Linked DNA regions of Homo sapiens: region 1 is linked to region 2. A link is an interaction called in ENCODE POLR2A ChIA-PET data of the cell type or tissue named here. Cell type or tissue: OCI-LY7. All regions are shown on one strand. Each heading gives the region's core, and the rest is flanking DNA. Links, peaks and the distances in the headings are about the cores only. Region 1 overlaps BFAR (bifunctional apoptosis regulator). Region 2 overlaps PARN (poly(A)-specific ribonuclease).

Evidence for each region. Peaks named below come from ENCODE experiments on the same cell type or tissue, not always from the same donor. Only the 100,000 strongest peaks of a DNase experiment are listed, where the experiment ranks them.
Region 1: POLR2A ChIA-PET joins it to region 2 with 8 read pairs; 7 of 35 experiments call an interaction of 5 or more read pairs at or near these places.

What each region holds. Positions count from the first base shown.
Region 1 is chr16:14,653,559-14,661,889 of GRCh38, reverse strand. It overlaps BFAR (bifunctional apoptosis regulator), which reads right to left. Exons shown (of 8, transcript NM_016561.3): 5 at 6,680-6,824. Among named protein-coding and RNA genes, the nearest start is that of BFAR, 25 kb to the right of the region's middle. In OCI-LY7, for the core only: no CTCF peak of the experiment used is centred there; a DNase peak (open chromatin) is centred at 3,589; H3K27ac peaks cover 1,444 bases.
Region 2 is chr16:14,582,884-14,591,214 of GRCh38, reverse strand. PARN (poly(A)-specific ribonuclease) reads left to right here. Exons shown (of 24, transcript NM_002582.4): 14 at 4,854-4,897; 15 at 6,424-6,466; 16 at 6,793-6,868. Among named protein-coding and RNA genes, the nearest start is that of PARN, 43 kb to the left of the region's middle. In OCI-LY7, for the core only: no CTCF peak of the experiment used is centred there; no DNase peak of the experiment used is centred there.

The DNA.
Region 1 (8,331 bases), core at 71-8,070, 71 kb before region 2:
GCAGAGGAGAAGAGTACAGGGCCACATTACAACCATGGCGGCCAGCTACCCACCCACGCTCCTTCCCATCTCTCGCTTGTTGCCATCAGCCTTTTTGCATGGTACACACAATGCATGAATGAATGAACGGCAAGAAGAGGCCAAGTGATCCACATTTGGGGTTACATTGTATAAAGATTCGATCTTGGCGGAGCATGGTGGCTCACGCCTGTAAATCCCAACACTTGGGAAGGCCGAGGTGGACGGATCACTTGAGGTTAGGAGTTTGAGACCAGCCTGGCCAACATGGTGAAATGCTGTCTGTACTACAAATAAAAAAATTAGCTGGGCATGGTGGCTCATGCCCTGTAGTCCCAGCTACTCAGGAGGCTGAGGCTGGAGAATCGCTTGAACCTGGGAGGTGGAGGTTGCAGTGTGCCGAGATCATACCACTGCACTCCAGCCTATGCAATACAGTGAGATTCCAGCTCAAAAAAAAAAAAAAAAAAAAAAAAAAAGATCCAATCTCTAGCTCTAGCTGGGGGGAGGGGTGAAAAGCATACTCTTGCACCCTGCTTGCAGAATATAGCCTTTTTAAAAAGCTATTTTGAAAAAGGTATCAAAGAGTCTTAAAATTGTTTAATTCAATCAGTCTGTAAGTGGGCACCACTTAATGCAAATAATCTGAAATACAGATTTTATATACAAGATGTTTAGTACTACACTGAGTGTAATAGTGAAACCAGTGAAATCTACAGTTACAGCAGATACTTAACATGGAATTCACATAGCCATTTTCATTTTCTTCAGTTTTTTAAATCAAGTTTTACTACAGTGAATGTTTACTTCCTTATTATAAAAGTAACTGAATAGATTATTCAGGGTAAGCGTGGTGGCTCACGCCTGTAATCCTAACACTTTGGGAGGCAAGAGGATTGCTTGAGGCCAGGAGTTCAAGACCAGCCTGAGCAACAAAGCAAGACCCAGTCTCTTAATTTTTTTATTTTTTTGAGACAGAGTCTTGCTCTGTCGCCCAGGCTGGAGTGCAATGGTGCATTTTTGGCTCACTGCAACGTCTACCTCCCAGGTTCAAGCAATTCTCCTGCCTCAGCCTCCCAAGTAGCTGGGATTACAAGTGAGTAATGCCACGCCTGGCTAATTTTTGTATTTTCAGTAGACACTGGGTTTCACTATGTTGGCCAGGCTGGTCTCGAACTCCTGACCTCAGGTGATCCACCTGCCTCGGTCTCCCAAAGTGCTGGGATTACAGGTGTGAGCCACCACGCCTGGCGTAAGACCTCGTTTCTTTAAAAAAAAAAAAAAAAAGGCCGAGTGCGGTGGCTCACACCTGTAATCCCAGCACTTTGGGAGGCCAAGGCAGGAGGATCACCTGAGGTCAGGAGTTCGAGACCAGCCTGACCAATATGATGAAACCCTGTCTACTAAAAATACAAAAATTAGCTAGGCTTGGTGGCATGTGCCTGTAATCCCAGCTACTCGGGAGGCTGAGACAGGACAATCACTTGAACCCGGGAGGCAGAGGTTGCAGTGAGCCAAGATCTTGCCATTGAAATCCAGCGTGGGCAACAAGGGCAAAACTCCATCTCAAAAAGAAAAAAGATTCAATTTATTTGATTCTTAGTAGCATCAAAATAAAATGAGCAGTTTACCACAGAAGATATAAGGATGGCAAATAAGCATGTGAATGTGAATTAAATGAGAAATGCAAATTAAATCCCCAGTGTCCAGTGGAGATCACTGCATCCTTGTTGGAATTGGGAGGGCTGGGAGGGAAGGCTTAACAGGGGCAGGAGGAAACTTCTGGGAGTGACGGAGATGTTCCCCATCTTCATCGTGTGATGCTTTCATGGGTGTGCATATGTGAAAACTTATCACATCGTACACTTTAAGTAGGTGTATATCAATTTTACCTCAATAAAAACTGTTAAAACATTCAATTTAGCTGATGCTATGAATAACTTACTGTTAGATTTTTAAAAAGTGTGATGATGATTGCATTTTTAAAAAGATTCTTTCTCTTTAGAAATGTATACTATAGAGACCGGGCGTGGTGGCTCAGCCTGTAATCCCAGCACTTTGGGAAGCTGAGGCAGGCAGATCACCTGAGGTCAGGAGATTGAGACCAGCCTGGCTAAAACGGTGAAATCCCGTCTCTACTAAAAATACAAAAAATTAGCCGGGCATGGTGGCGGGTGCCTGTAGTCCCAGCTACTGGGGAGGCTGAGGCAGGAGAATGGTGTGAACCCAGGAGGCGGAGCTTGCAGTGAGTGGAGATTGCGCCACTGCACTCCAGCCTGGGCGACAGAGTGAGACTCCATCTCAAAAAAAAAAGAAGTATACTATAGAGGCCGGACATGGTGGCTCACGCCTGTAATCCCAGCACTTTGGGAGGCTGATGCAGGCAGATTGCCTGAGGTCAGGAGTTCGAGACCAGCCTGACCAACATGGTGAAACCCTGTCTCGACTAAAAATACAAAAAAAATTAGCCGGTGTGGTGGTGGGCACCTGTAGTCCCAGCTACTTGGGAGGCTGAGGCAGGAGAATCGCTTGAACCTGGGAGGTGGAGGTTGCAGTGAGCCAAGATCATGCCACTGCACTCCATCCTGGAGGCAGAGCGAGACTCTGTTTCAAAAAAAAACAAAAAACAAAAAAAAACAAAAAAAACCAAATTGCATACTACAGGCTGGGCATGGTGGCTCACGCCTATAATCCCAGCACTTTGGGAGGCTGAGGCGGGTGGATCACCTGAGGTCAGCAGTTTGAGATCAGCCTGGCCAACACGGTGAAACCCCGTCCCTACTAAAAATACAAAAAATTAGCTTGGCATGGAGGCGCACACCTGTAGTCCCAGCTACTCAGGAGGCTGAGGCAGGGGAATCGCTCGAACCTGGGAGGTGGAGTTTGCAGTGAGCTGAGATCGCGCCATTGCACTCCAGCCTGGATGACAAGAGCAAAACTCCATCTCAGAAAAAAAAAAAAAATCATAATTACTATTAATTGGTGGAGGGGTGTACAATGGTGATATTGTAATTTTGTCTTTTGAAAAGTCCTTACTTTTCAAGCAGGACATGGTAGTGATACAGGAGTGAAGAAGAAGTTACTTAGGCAGATAGTGAGGGTAAGGGAGCCCTCATTAAGGTTTTCCTTTTTTTTTTTTCAGATGGAGTCTCGGTCTGCCACCCAGGCTGGAGTGCAGTGGCACAATCTTGGCTCACTGCAAGCTCCGTCTCCCGGGTTCACGCCACTCTCCTGCCTCAGCCTCCCCAGTAGCTGGGACTACAGGCGCCCACCACCACGCCCAGCTAATTTTTTTTTGTATTTTAGTAGAGATGGGGTTTCACTGTGTTAGCCAGGATGGAGGTTTTCCTTTTAATGAAAAGCAGCCTCAAATCATTTTCCTTTCTAACAAACAGCAGCCTGTAAAATGGAACTGCAGACACAGATGCTGGCAGTTATGTCAATCATGTTCAAGACAGAAGCTCCATCTTCCCTTCTCTTTGTCAGCCACATGTACAGTACAGTAAGGAGCAGACAAGATAGCACCAGCCAAGGGGACAGAAAGTTCCTTTGCATAATAAGATTAGGGTGGGGTGACCACCCTTCCTGTGCACTGTGGAAACATCATACCTGATCGAACCAATCTGTGAGCCCTATGTAAATCAGACACCGCCTCCTCAAAACTGACTAAAAAATCCAGCACATCTGCTGCCTGCCAGTCTTTTCCTCTTGGAAGTCCCCTCTCTCTTGCTAGAGACAGAGCTGTTTTCCTTTCTCTTACTTTTGCCTATTAAACCTCTGCTCAACTCTTGTGTGTCTGTGTCCTAAATTTTCCTGGTGCAAGATGACAAACCCCAGTTCCCCAGGCAATGTAGCTGCTTCAGTAGCCTGTGCCTGTAGCCCCAGCTACTTGGGAGGTTGAGGTGGGAGGATTACTTGACCAGGAATTTGAGACCAGCCTGGGCAACATGGTGAGACTCCATTTCAAAAAAAAATTTTTTTTTAAGAGATTAATGCTGAAATATTTACCTATGAAAAATATGGCAGCTTGGCTGGGCGCAGTGGCTCACGCCTGTAATCCCAGCACTTTGGGGAGGCTGAGGCGGGCAGATCACCTGAGGTCAGGAGTTCAAGACTAGCCTGGCCAATATGGCAAAACTCCGCCTCTACTAAAAATACAAAATTAGCTGGGCATGGTGGCACCTGCATGTATTCCTAGCTACTCTGGAGGGTGAGATATGAGAATTGCTTGAACCTGGAAGGCAGAGGTTGTAGTGAGCTAAGGTCGCACCACTGCACTCCAGTCTGGGAAACAGTGAGACTCTGTCTCAAAAAAACAAAAACAGGTCAGGCGCGGTGGCTCACACCTGTAATCCCAGCACTTTGGGAGGCCGAGGCAGGCGGATCACAAGGTCAGGAGATCCAGACTACCCTGGTTAACATGGTGAAAGCTCGTCTCTACCAAAAAATAAAAAAATTAGCCGGGCACGGTGGTGGGCGCCTGTAGTCCCAGCTACTTGGGAGGCTGAGGCAGGAGAATGGCGTGAACCCAGTAGGCAGAGCTTGCAGTGAGCTGAGATCGCGCCACTGCACTCCAGCCTGGGCGACAGAGCGAGACACCCTCTCAAAAAACAAAACAAAACAAAACAAAAACAAAAACCAAATAACACAAAAAATAACAAACATTCTATTTCAGGAGCTCCACGCACATTCTTTACAATATTTGAAACTAGTTATTAAAGTAATACACGCACATATTACAGAAGCATTTTTTATTTCTTTCTTCATTTGAGACAGTGTCTCACTCTGTCACCCAGGCTGGAGTGCAGTGGCACCATCTCAGCTCACTGCAACCTCCACCTCCTTAGTTCAAGCAATTCTCCTGCCGTAGCCTCCTGAGTAGCTGGGATTATAGGCATGCACCACCACACCTGGCTAATTTTTGTGTTTTTAGTAGAGATGGGGTTTCACCATGTTGGTCAGGCTGGTCTGGAACTCCTGGCCTCAAGTGATCAGCCTGCCTCGGCCTCCCAAAGTGCTGGGATTACAGGACTTTGTTCCTTATGGATTACAGGACTTTGTTCCTTATTAACACAAAGTCTTTGTCTCCTTTTCCGGTGGCTGCCTACATGGGTGTGCCTTGTTTATTCAACTTGTTCCTAATGAGGGGCACTTAGGTTGTTTTCTACTCCCTGCAATTACCAACAATGCTGCCGTGAATAACTTGTTTAACAACTTTCCGTTAATCAAACATTGGAGTCTCACAATGACCCTCTAAGGTTATTTACCCAGGAGGAAACAGGCAAGGAGAGGTGCAGGTACTTGCTGGTGTTCCAACAGGTGGTGTGTCTTGGAGGAGCTGGCCCAGGCAGGCTAGTGCCAGGGCCTTTTTTTTTTTTTCTGAAACAGGGTCTCAACTCTCTTGCCCAGGCTGGAGTGCAGTGGTTCGATCATGGTTTAGCGCAGCCTCAGCCTCGCAAATGGCTGGCATCACCACACTCAACTAATTTTTTTTGTGTCTGTACTTTTTGTAGAGATGGGGTCTTGCCATGTTACCCAGGCTAGTCTTGAACTCCTGAGCTAAGCAATCCTCCCACCTCAGCCTTCCAAAGTACTAGCATTATAGTTGTGAACCACCATGCCCAGCCCACAGCGTTACTCTTTTTGTTTCTGTTCTTTGCTTTTTTTTTTGGGACGGAGTCTTGCTCTGTCCCCTAGGCTGCCATGCAGCGGTGTGATCTCGGCTACCGCAGCCTCAACCTCCCAGGTTCAAGCATTTCTCCTGCCTCCAAGTAAATGGACCTACAGGAGTGTGCCACCACTCCCAGCTAATTTTTGTGATTTTAGTAGAGACGGGGTTTCACCACGTTGGCCAGGCTGGTCTCAAACTGCTGACCTCAGGTCATCCCCCCGCCTCGGCCTCCCAAAGTGCTGGGATTACAGTTGTGAGCCACGGTGACCAGCCCAGAGCCTCACTCTTGACCACCGTGCTGTGCTGCCTCCATTCCAAGTGCAAAGGAGTGAAATGCTGGCTTAAAGAGCAGATGCGGTTTAAACTGAAATGTTATTGACAAATTGTCCTCCAGTGATATTCCAACAATTCAAGGTCCCCAAAACATGTAAGTGTCTCTTTCCTTATTTATTTGTAAAACAGGCCAGGCGCGGTGGCTGACGCCTGTAATCCCAGCACTTTGGGAGGCTGAGGTCAGGAGGCAGGTGGATCACCTGAGGTCAGGAGTTTGAGATCAGCCTGGCCAACATCCTGAAACCATCTCTACTAGAAACATAAACATTAGCCTGGTGTGGTGGCGTGTGCCTGTAATCCCAGCTGCTGGTGAGGCTGGGGTAGGAGAATCGCTTGAACCTGGGAGGTGGAGGTTGCAGTGAGCCAGAAAAAAAAAAAAAAGAAAGAAAAAATTAGCTGGGTAGGGTAATCCCAGCTACTCTGGAGGCTGAGGTAGGATAATCACTTGAACCTGGGAGGCAGAGGTTGCACTGAGCTGAGATTGCGCCATTGCACTCCAGCCTGGGCGACAGAGAAGGACTCTGTCTCAAAATAAAATAAATAAATAAATAAGTACATAAACTGTCAAAAATAAAAAAGAAAACCCTGAAATTAAAAAAAATTAACAAAAAATAAAAATAAAAAGTAAAAAAAAAAAAAAAAAATTAAAGTGTTCACCTTATATTCCCAGAGATTCTGGGGGGGCTTCACGCCTAATGCTTTGACACGTTCTAGCTCCATGAGGATGGCTCTCCTGTGGCTGCTGTTTTCTATGGTATAGGGCGTCTTGGAAAATTCTTCCTCTGTCAAAGTTAAAAGCAACCTGTAGAGGGGCAGGAGGAGATTTATTTTGCGATTATATACTGGAAGCAAACTCTCTACACTCAGAGTTCCATCTTACTAATATAAATATTGTAGGCTTGAGGTATGGTGAGACATTTCACATTTAACAACATCAAGAGCAGCAAATAATTGAATGCTTACTATTTACCAGTGACAATCTATAAATACTTTCATAAGTCATCACTGATCCATATAACAATTATTCAGGGTAGTGGCATTATGCTGCTTTTGTAGATCAGAAAACTCGCTTTGGCTGGGTGCAGTGGCTCATGCCTATAATCCCAGCTCTTTGGGAGGCTGAGGCAGGCAGATCACTTGAAATCAGGTGTTTAACACCAGCCCAGCCAACATGGTGAAACCACGTCTCTACTAAAAGTACAAAAATTAGCGTGCACCTGTAATCCCAGCTACTTGGGAGGCTGAGGCATGAGAATTGCCTGAACCTGGGAGGCGGAGGTTGCAGTGAGCTAAGATCTCGTCACTGCCCTCCAGCCTTCAGCCCAGGCAACAGAGTGAGACTCCATCTCAAAAAAAAAAAAAAAAAAAAAAAAAGGAAAACTCACTTAGAGAAATAAGGTGACTTTCCCAAGGCACTCCTAGGTCTGTTTTGTTCCTAAGCCTTTGATCTTTCAGTTATACGCTCTGACCTCTCACATATTACTCTATTTTTATTTATTTTTTTATATTACTCTATTTTTAAAACTGTGTGTATGTATAGGAAAAATTAGAAGGAAATCCAATAAAACATTACAACATTAAGAATAGTTCGCACTTTGGGAGGCCGAGGCGGGCAGATCACGAGGTCAGGAGATCAAGACCATCCTGGCTAACACGGTGAAACCCCGTCTCTACTGAAAATACAAAAAATTAGCCAGGTGTCGTGGCAGGCGCCTATAGTCCCAGCTACTCGGGAGGCTGAGGCAGAAGAATGGCGTGAACCCGGAAGGCGGAGCTTGCAGTGAGCCGAGATCACACTGTTGCACTCCAGCCTGGGTGACAGAGCAAGACTCCGCCTCAAAAAAAAAAAAAAAAAAAAAAAGTTCTTAGATGGGCACAGTGGCTCACACCTATAATCCCAGTACTTTGGTAGGCTGAGGCAGAAGAATCACTTGAGCCCAGGAGTTTGAGACCAGCCTGGGCAACACAGTGAGACCCTGTCTCTCCAGAAAAATTAGCCAGGCATGGTGGCATGCACCTGTCGTTTTAATTACTTGGGAGGCTGAGACAAGAGGATTGCTTGAGCCCAGGACTTTGAGGCTGTAGTGAGCTATGATACTGCTACTGCACTCTAGCCTTGGTGACAGAAAGAGACTCTGTCTCTTGAAGAAAAAAGAGTAGTTGTTTTAAGGTAGGGATTTAATTTAATAAAAATAATTGGAGATCCCGTATCTGCTTTCCTCATCAGAAAACACAAATTCTGGCTGGGGGCGGTGGCTCATGCCTGTAATCCAGCACTTTGGGAGGCTGAGGCACAGGTAGATCATCTG
Region 2 (8,331 bases), core at 287-8,286:
GTTTCACCATGTTGGCCAGGATGGTCTCGATCTCCTGGCCTCATGATCTGCCTGCCTTGGCCTCCCAGAGTGCTGGGATTACAGGTGTGAGCCACTGTGCCCGGCCTTCCCCATATCTTTTTAATAAAATAGAGACTAGGTCTCACTCTTTTGTCCAAGCTGATCTCAGGGTGCTGGGCTCAAGCGGTCCTCCTGCCTCAGCCTCCCAAATAGGTAAAACCACAGGTGTGCACTACCACGCCCAGCTAAAAGATTAATATTTTGTTACTTCTAGATTGGAAGACACCTGCTTGAGAGTTCAGTCTCACTTATACATCTGTAAACCTTCAGTTACTTCACATTTCTTAGGTCCCATTGTTCCGTCAGCATTTTGATTACCCTCCTTTAAAAAAGTACAATACAGACGTCATGAGTGGGTCAGTTGCTCCCCTTGTATTTCTTAAAATTTAGGTTGTCATCACTGTTTAAGACAGCTCTATCACCTTTTAACACCTTTTAGGACTCAAAGACTTCATAGTTGTGGGTCTCAAAACAAGTGTAAAAGGTATGGAATTGCATTTCTTTTTTTTTTTTTTTTTTTGAGACTGAATCTTGTTCTGTGGCCCAGGCTGGAGTGCAGTGGTGTGATCTCTGCTCAGTGCACCCTCCGCTTCCTGGGTTCAAGCGACTCTCCTTCCTCAGACTGCTGAGGAGCTGGGATTACAGATGCCTGCTACCATGCCCGGGTAATTTTTGTATGTTTAGTAGAGACGGGATTTCACCATGTTGGCCTGGCTGGTCTCGAACGCCTCATCTCAGGTGATCCACCCGCCTCCGCCTCCCAAAGTTCTGGGATTACAGGCGTGAGCCACCACGTCTGGCCTGGATTGGCATTTCTTAAGTCTAATGAGCTAATGTTTATTTTATGTCACTCACCACACTTCTGTTTTTTTTTTTTTTTCTCTTCTCTTTCCTACCTTTTTTTTTTTTTTTTTTTTTTTGAGATGGAGTCTCACTCTGTCACCTAGGCTGGAGTGCAGTGGTGCGATCTCGGCCTCCTGTGTTCAAGTGATTCTCTTGACTCAGCCCCCCGAGTAGCTGGGATTACAGGCGCCCGCCACCATGCCCAGCTAATTTTTGTATTTTTAGTAGAGATGGGGTTTCACCATGTTGGCAAGGCTGGTCTTGAACTCCTGACCTCAGGGGATCCACCGGCCTCTGCCTCCCAAAGTACTGGGATTACAGGTGTGAGCCACCGGGCTTGGCCTGGATTTGCGTTTCTTAAGTCTAATGAGCTAATGTTTATTTTATGTCATCCCACTTCTGTTTTTTTCTTTTCTTTTTTCTTCACTTTCGCACCTTTTTTTTTGAGATGGAGTCTTACTCTGTCACCTAGGCTGGAGTGCAGTGGTGCAGTCTTGGCCCACTGCAACCTCTGTCTCCTGGGTTCAAGCGATTCTTCTGCCTCAGCCTCCTGAGTAGCTAGAATTAACAGGCGCTTGCCACCATGCCTGGCTAATTTTTGTATTTTTAGTAGAGACGGGATTTCGCCATGTTGGCCAGGCCGGTCTCGAATTCCTGACCTTAGGTGATCCGCCTGCCTGGGCCTCCCAAAGTGTTGCGATTACAGGCATGAGCCATTATGCCCGGCCATTTTTTTTTTTCTTTTTTGAGAGAGTGTCTCACTCTGTCACCCAGGCTGGAGTGCAGTGGCGCCATCTTGGCTCACTGCAGCCTCAACTCCCTGGGCTCAAGTGATACTCCTACCTCAGCCTCTCGAGTAGCTGGGACCACAGGCACATGCCACCATGCCTCACTAATTGTTTTGAAAGTTTTGTAGAGACAGGATCTCACCATTTGCCCAGGCTGCTCTCGAACTCCTGCGTTCAAGAGAAGTCTGCCCACCTCAGTCTCCCAAAGTGCTAAGATTATAGATGTGAGCCACCACACCTGGCCAGATCACCCACTTCTTACTGGCCAAGTAGATCAAAGTAGCAGCTCCTCTCTTGACTTTTTGACCTTTATTATTTATTTATTTATTTATTTATTTATTTTTGAGACAGAGTCTTGCTCTGTGGCCCAGGGTGGAGTGCAGTGGTGCGATCTTGACTCACTGCAACCTCTGCCTACCGGATCCAAGCGATTCTCCTGCCTTAGCCTCCCGAGTAGCTGGGTTTACAGGCACCTGCCACCATGCCCAGCTAATTTTTATATTTTCAGTAGAGACGGAGTTTCACCATGTTGGCCAGGCTGGTCTTGAACCCCTGACTTCAGGTAATCCACCTGCTTTGGCCTCCCAATGCTCTGGGATTACAGGTGTGAGCCACCACGCCCAGCCTGTTCATTTGTTTTTTTGAGACAGAGTCTCACTCTGTCGCCAGGCTGGAGTGCAGTGGTGTGATTTTGGCTCACTGCAACCTCCCTCTCCCAAGTTCAAGTGATTCTCATGTCTCAGTCTCTCAAGTAGCTGGGATTACAGGTGTACGCCACCACATCTGGCTAATTTTTGTAATTTTTTTTAGTGGAGATGGGATTTCACCATGCTTGCCAGGCTGGTCTCGAACTTCCGGCCTCAAGTGATCCACCCGCTCGGCTTTCCAAAGTGCTGGGATTACAGGAATGAGCCACCCGCTCCCAGCCTTTTTTGATCTTTAAAGCAATGAAGTTATCAGCAAGGCAAGAGGAAAATGTATTTAATTCTGTGCTTCTAGGTGTTTCGAATACTGAATAGAGCTTGGCACTAGAAGGCATTAAATATCGATTTAACAAATGAAGTATCTCCCGACTGCCAGTTTTGTAATCTTCTGATGTATGGCTCCGTTCCTGTCACTGACCCTGCTGAAAATTCTAAATTAATCCCACACTCTTTGTTTTCTAGGCAGTTGACTATTTTTACCCATGCATAACAGGCTTTCTGTGATCCAGCCCAACCTTTCTGTGTAGTCTAATCCCTTGTTGCTCTCCTTTTTCCAAGACTGACTTATTTGTTCCCTAAGAGGTGCTTTGTTTAATTTCTTCCAACTTGAATTTTCTCTTGTTGTTCTCAATGTTTGTTGTTCACAGCTTTCCCTTAACTTTCCGCGGTGCAGCTTTTGCCTTCTCCATGAAGTTTTTATTGCCTGCTACCTTGCCCAAGAGGTGATCTTTCCTTTCTCTCAACTCCCACAGAACATTGTACATCTCTATGTTACATAAATTTTGTCTTGTATTATACAGCATAACCCCCTTCTAGGTGGTTAGCTCCTTGGACAAGGGGTGTAGCCATTTTGTTGTGTAAGTGCGTAACATAACACATTGCGTGTAAGCAGTTAATGAATGGCCTGACTTAACACATTGTATGTAAGCAGTTAATGAACGTTAAGTGGAATGAAAGTGGTCTTGAATTAAATTCTGGTAGAAAGAGCAAGTGATTTGTTGTAGAGTAGTAAGTGGGTTAGGATAAGCAGTTTTATCCTTCACTTTATTACTAAGGCTACCTGGTAAGTAACTTAACTTCTTTATGTTCTGGCATTGTCAGAGAAAGAAAATGTTTTGTTTTGTTTTTTTCCATCTACCTTTAGAAGAAGTGATGAGAAGAAATTAGAAAGCCTAATAAATTAGAAGGCTGGGTGTGGTGGTGCATACCTGCAGTGCCTGCTACTTGAGAGGCTGTTACAGGAGAATTGCTTGAGTGCAGGAGTTCAAGGCTAGTCTGGGCAACATAGTGAGACCCTGACTTGATAAAAAGGTAGAGCTTTTACATGCACTGGTATCAAAATTTGCATTTAAAAGGATACTAAATAATCCACATTTTGGAGTTGCCTTTTAGAGGAGAGTGTTTTCTTATGAACTATCTTGATACTTGAGCATGACCTTTTAGAAGACATTGGTCTAGAACTGTGCTATATGTTGGCCCTGGAGGTGGCCGTAATTCTCCTTGTTCCTTGCTTGTAAAGCTTTCTAGTGGTATTGAGAGATTACAAACATCATTATTGCATTTTTTGACGTTGCATTGAAATCGCCTGTTCATGCTTTGCCCATTAATTTATAGCCAGTGAAAAGCTGGTAAATATATCAGGCTAGCTAAATACAGTCTGTATTTACAGGCTTGAAAAGCTAATTGGAAACAGCAGTTTCCTATGAAGCATGAATAACATTGAAGAGAAGTGTAGTTTACAAAGAGTCAGGAGTATGACTACTCAGTCTAGCATGGCAATTATGTATGTAAATGAGTTAATTCAAAATTAGAGGACTCTCATTTCAGCTCTAGACTTCCTGATCAAAATAAACTTGAGAAATGAATTGTCTAATCTAGGCACTTGCTATTAGTGCCACTTGAGCAATTTTCTGGAGTTGAAACAGGAATCATATGTGTATTGAAAAGCCTGTGTTTCCAAGGCCATTTTTACTAACATTTCAAAGGTGATCTCAGGAAAGGTCTAAGCTAGTTTACAGTATGCCCATTTCCTGTGTAAACCATTTAATTTAAATGACTCTGCTTGTCTCACTGTTATGATAAATTTGTGTGGTAGATCGCAGCCTGTTAGCTATTACTGGAAGTTTTCTGCTTTTATTACAGGCCTCTCAAATAGGTAGGTTTTAACATTTTATTGGACCCCCTGCCCCTTCCCAATTTCAACTATTAAATCCTTAAATTTGTTGTTTTGGTTATGCAGAAGTTAGTTATCAGGTTATATGGTTCCCAATGAGTGAGGAAATTGGGAAGGTTTTGTGTTTTTTTTGTACTTGTTAACTAGAAATGGGTTTTGTAGTTTAGCTTAAGGGCCCCAACAGCTTGTTTGAGAAGACAGCTATGGAACTTGAGCTGTTTACATGTTTTTTAATACTGCGAGTGTATTAGGAAAATTGTAACAAGTCCTTCTCTTGTTCTTTAGGACTTAAGTGAGTTTAAAGAGATGACAACATGTGTTTTCCCCAGGTAAGCTTTCTTTGAGGATTTGTCTTTCTTTTAAAAAAGTTGGCTGGGCACGGTGGCTCACACCTATAATCCCACCACTTTGGGAGACTGAGGTGGGAGGATCACTTGAGCCTAGGGAGTTCAGAACCAGCCTGGGCAACATAGTGAAACCACATATCTATAAAAAATAAAAAATTAGCTGGGTGTGGTGGGATACGTGTGGTCCAGCTACTCAGGAGGCTGAAGTGGGCGAATTGCTTGAACCCAGGAGGTCCAGGTTGCAGTGAGCCATAATAGTGCTACTATCCAGCCTGGGTGACAGAGTGAGATCCTGTCTCAAAAAAAAAAAAAAAAAAAAGAGTCATTGTGACATACACAATACAAATAGGTATATAGTAATTTGTTAAAACCATTAGATCATGTTCATATAAGCTTGGAACTTATTTAATGTCTCCAATGTTGTGATGGCTTGCTTTTATAATTTATGATTGGTTTTGTTATCAAAAAATCACAGTTTGAACTGAGAGTGAAAGTAGACCAACGACTCCTTTTTTCTTATCTCTCATCTTGCTGTCTGAAGAACTGTTGAAGCCTCCTTGAGATGGCTCTTGTCTGTCTTGCATGTAGGATGTACCTTGTAACTATTGAAGTGTCCAATTGAGAGTGTTCAAGAGTCAGTCAAGAACTGTCCATCTGGCTAGAGATTTTGTTTTTCATCCACTTCAAGTCAGTGCCTTTTCCTGTTGGTGTTTTCCATAGTTATTATTGCCCCCTTGTTCTGATAGGTCATATGTCACATATCTCTGAGACATCATAGGTCAGCCATGTGGAGCCTACCGAACAAGTGTTTGTGTCTTAGGACCTGTTGAAGAGGGATAGGCGTGGTGTTCGAGCAGTTTCTCTTTCAGCTGGGCTTATTTCTGTCCTGTTACCCACTCTGTTCACATTTATATGAAAAAAAAAAAAAAAAAAAACAGAGAAATAGAGTTTTCATGTGGGTTTCTCCCCACCCTCCCCTTTTGGTGTTTCTGATCTCTGAAATAGAATAATAAGAAATAAAAACAACAGCGTGAAAGTACTGATTGTAGATTTTGGCCCTGCAGAAGAATTTATAGTTTACAAACCTGAGGAGTAGGAGTAGATGGTAGCAGTTTGGGAATGGTAGACCGGCAGCAGTATTTGAACCACGTAAAACCATGTGAGAGTATTTGACTCACCCTTGAGATTGATGGAGCCCAGGCTCTCTGAGGATCCAGGTGAATCTAGAACTTGTACTCCAAGTGTGGACTCTCCTGCAGTTGCTCAATGAAGTCGCTGATGATGGGACTGAGTACCTACTCCAACGTAGCAGGGATGCTGGTGCTGGGTTCAAAATGGCCAATGTGTTTAATTACTTTGTCTGTGTTTAAGTATTTTCTGTATTAAACATTTTATGTTTTAATTATGTTTTTTATGTATGAAGTATTTTAAGTAGCTTACATATTTGAGTAAAAGACATTTTAAACATTGATATACATTTTGTTTACCTTGTTAAAAATTCTTTTTAGACTCTTGGATACTAAATTGATGGCCAGCACACAACCTTTTAAGGTATTATTCATTTGCTACTTTATAAAGCGACTGCATATTACTGAGTGAAATGAATGCCAGAACAATATAGCCTTCTGGCAAAAGGTTTGGAGGTATTTAATGCATCTGTAAAGATCTTTATTCATTTGGTTATACTTTGTATATTATAAAAATTAAACTAGCTGCTTCTCTTTCACATTGAAAAAAACGAAGACTTCTGTGTTTCTTTAAAGAACACAAGGAGACAGTACTAGATGCTGTCTTTTTTTTGGGGGGGTCAGTGAATCTCTTTAATATATTGTTCTGAGATGATGAAATCTCATAATTCTTTGCTTCGTGGTTTGCAGGATATCATTAACAACACATCCCTTGCGGAATTGGAAAAGCGGTTAAAAGAGACACCTTTCAACCCTCCTAAAGTTGGTAAGAATATTAAACCGGAAACCCTCCAAACTCTTTGTAATAATTATTGATGTATATTGTAGAAGAAAAGCAGAATGGCTCTGGAGACCGTATTGTTCATTTATAGATTTTGGCTGAATTCACTTGCACGTACCGTGTGTTGAATTATTGTTTTTTGAATAAAGATGGTCTTTTAATTCTACATATATTTTATGTTAATGGAGTTGGGTAGCCATTCATTGAGAATTTTAGCAATTAAAGCTTCAAGGCTTCTATTTTCTAATAATATGGAATTCTCCTAAAACTTGATGTGCCCTTTTATTCTTTCATACATTATTGAAGCAGAGACAAAGAGCTAGTGATTAATCACCAGGGGTAGAGTAAAAAATATATTTTCCATCTCAGAAAAGCCCGAGAACTGGATTTACAGGTGAGATTAAGGCAAGTCCCCACCCTGCCTCCTTTTCAGCTGGTTTAGAGAGTAGAAACAGCAGCACTGAGGAAAACCAGAAGTAGGGAGATGAGATGGAGGTGTTTTGCCACCTCGGGCCACCACCAAGGTATGTGGAGAGCCTACCAGGTGCTACTTCCTTGGTCCCTGTTAACCTGATTGTGCTGCTGATACGGTGATTAGCGAGCCATTAGTTGTAGCCTGAAAACTTCTAAAGACATGGATAATAGGACTAATGGTTTAGAAATTGATAATGCAAAGTATTAAAGCAGCCAAGATTACAGTTATTTGCCCCTTTCTGGGTAATAGTCCAAGAAAGGAATTAAGAAAAGTGGTGGTGGGGCCATTGGGGGAGAAAACGTGGACCTTTTCTATAACAATATAATGGAAATAATTGATTTTGGAAAGAATGTGTCTCAGTTGATGATGGAGTGGAAGATATTACTTAGGTGGCTACCATGTTAAAAGGCTTTTTTTTAAAGGCATCAAGTCTAATATTTAATATGGAGTTAAAGAATTCTTGCTTAAAGAGCATTGTATTGACATAAAAACAGTTACAGCCTTTTCATTGTTAATTTCCATTTATGCTTTTGATTCTGTGTTATAGTAACCTTCCTGACATTCATTTCCAGAATGGTTCTAGGATATAATTATTTATGAGTTATAGTTTTATGTTATTATTTCCATATAAAATAGTGGTATCTGGTAGAGAATTCAGTCTAAAGCAGGTCATTCCTCTTATAGTTTATCTGGTCACATCTGTATTTATCAATGTCACAAAAGAACCATATTGTATATAAAGCGGTCTTTGCTGTAAAGTGGTTCCATGATCCAAGGCCAGCATTATAGCAAGTTCGATTTATTTTTGGAGTTGGTTGTGCTGTCACCTTTCGATCTCTAAGCTTGGGAACATAGTAGAGGACAGTAGTGAGTTGGAGCTGTTGATAGTGAATTGCAGTCTTCTCTTTTTTTGGGGGAGGGTTGCCTCAGGTATTGATAGATAACAGTTTTTGAGCACTTACTATGTACCAAG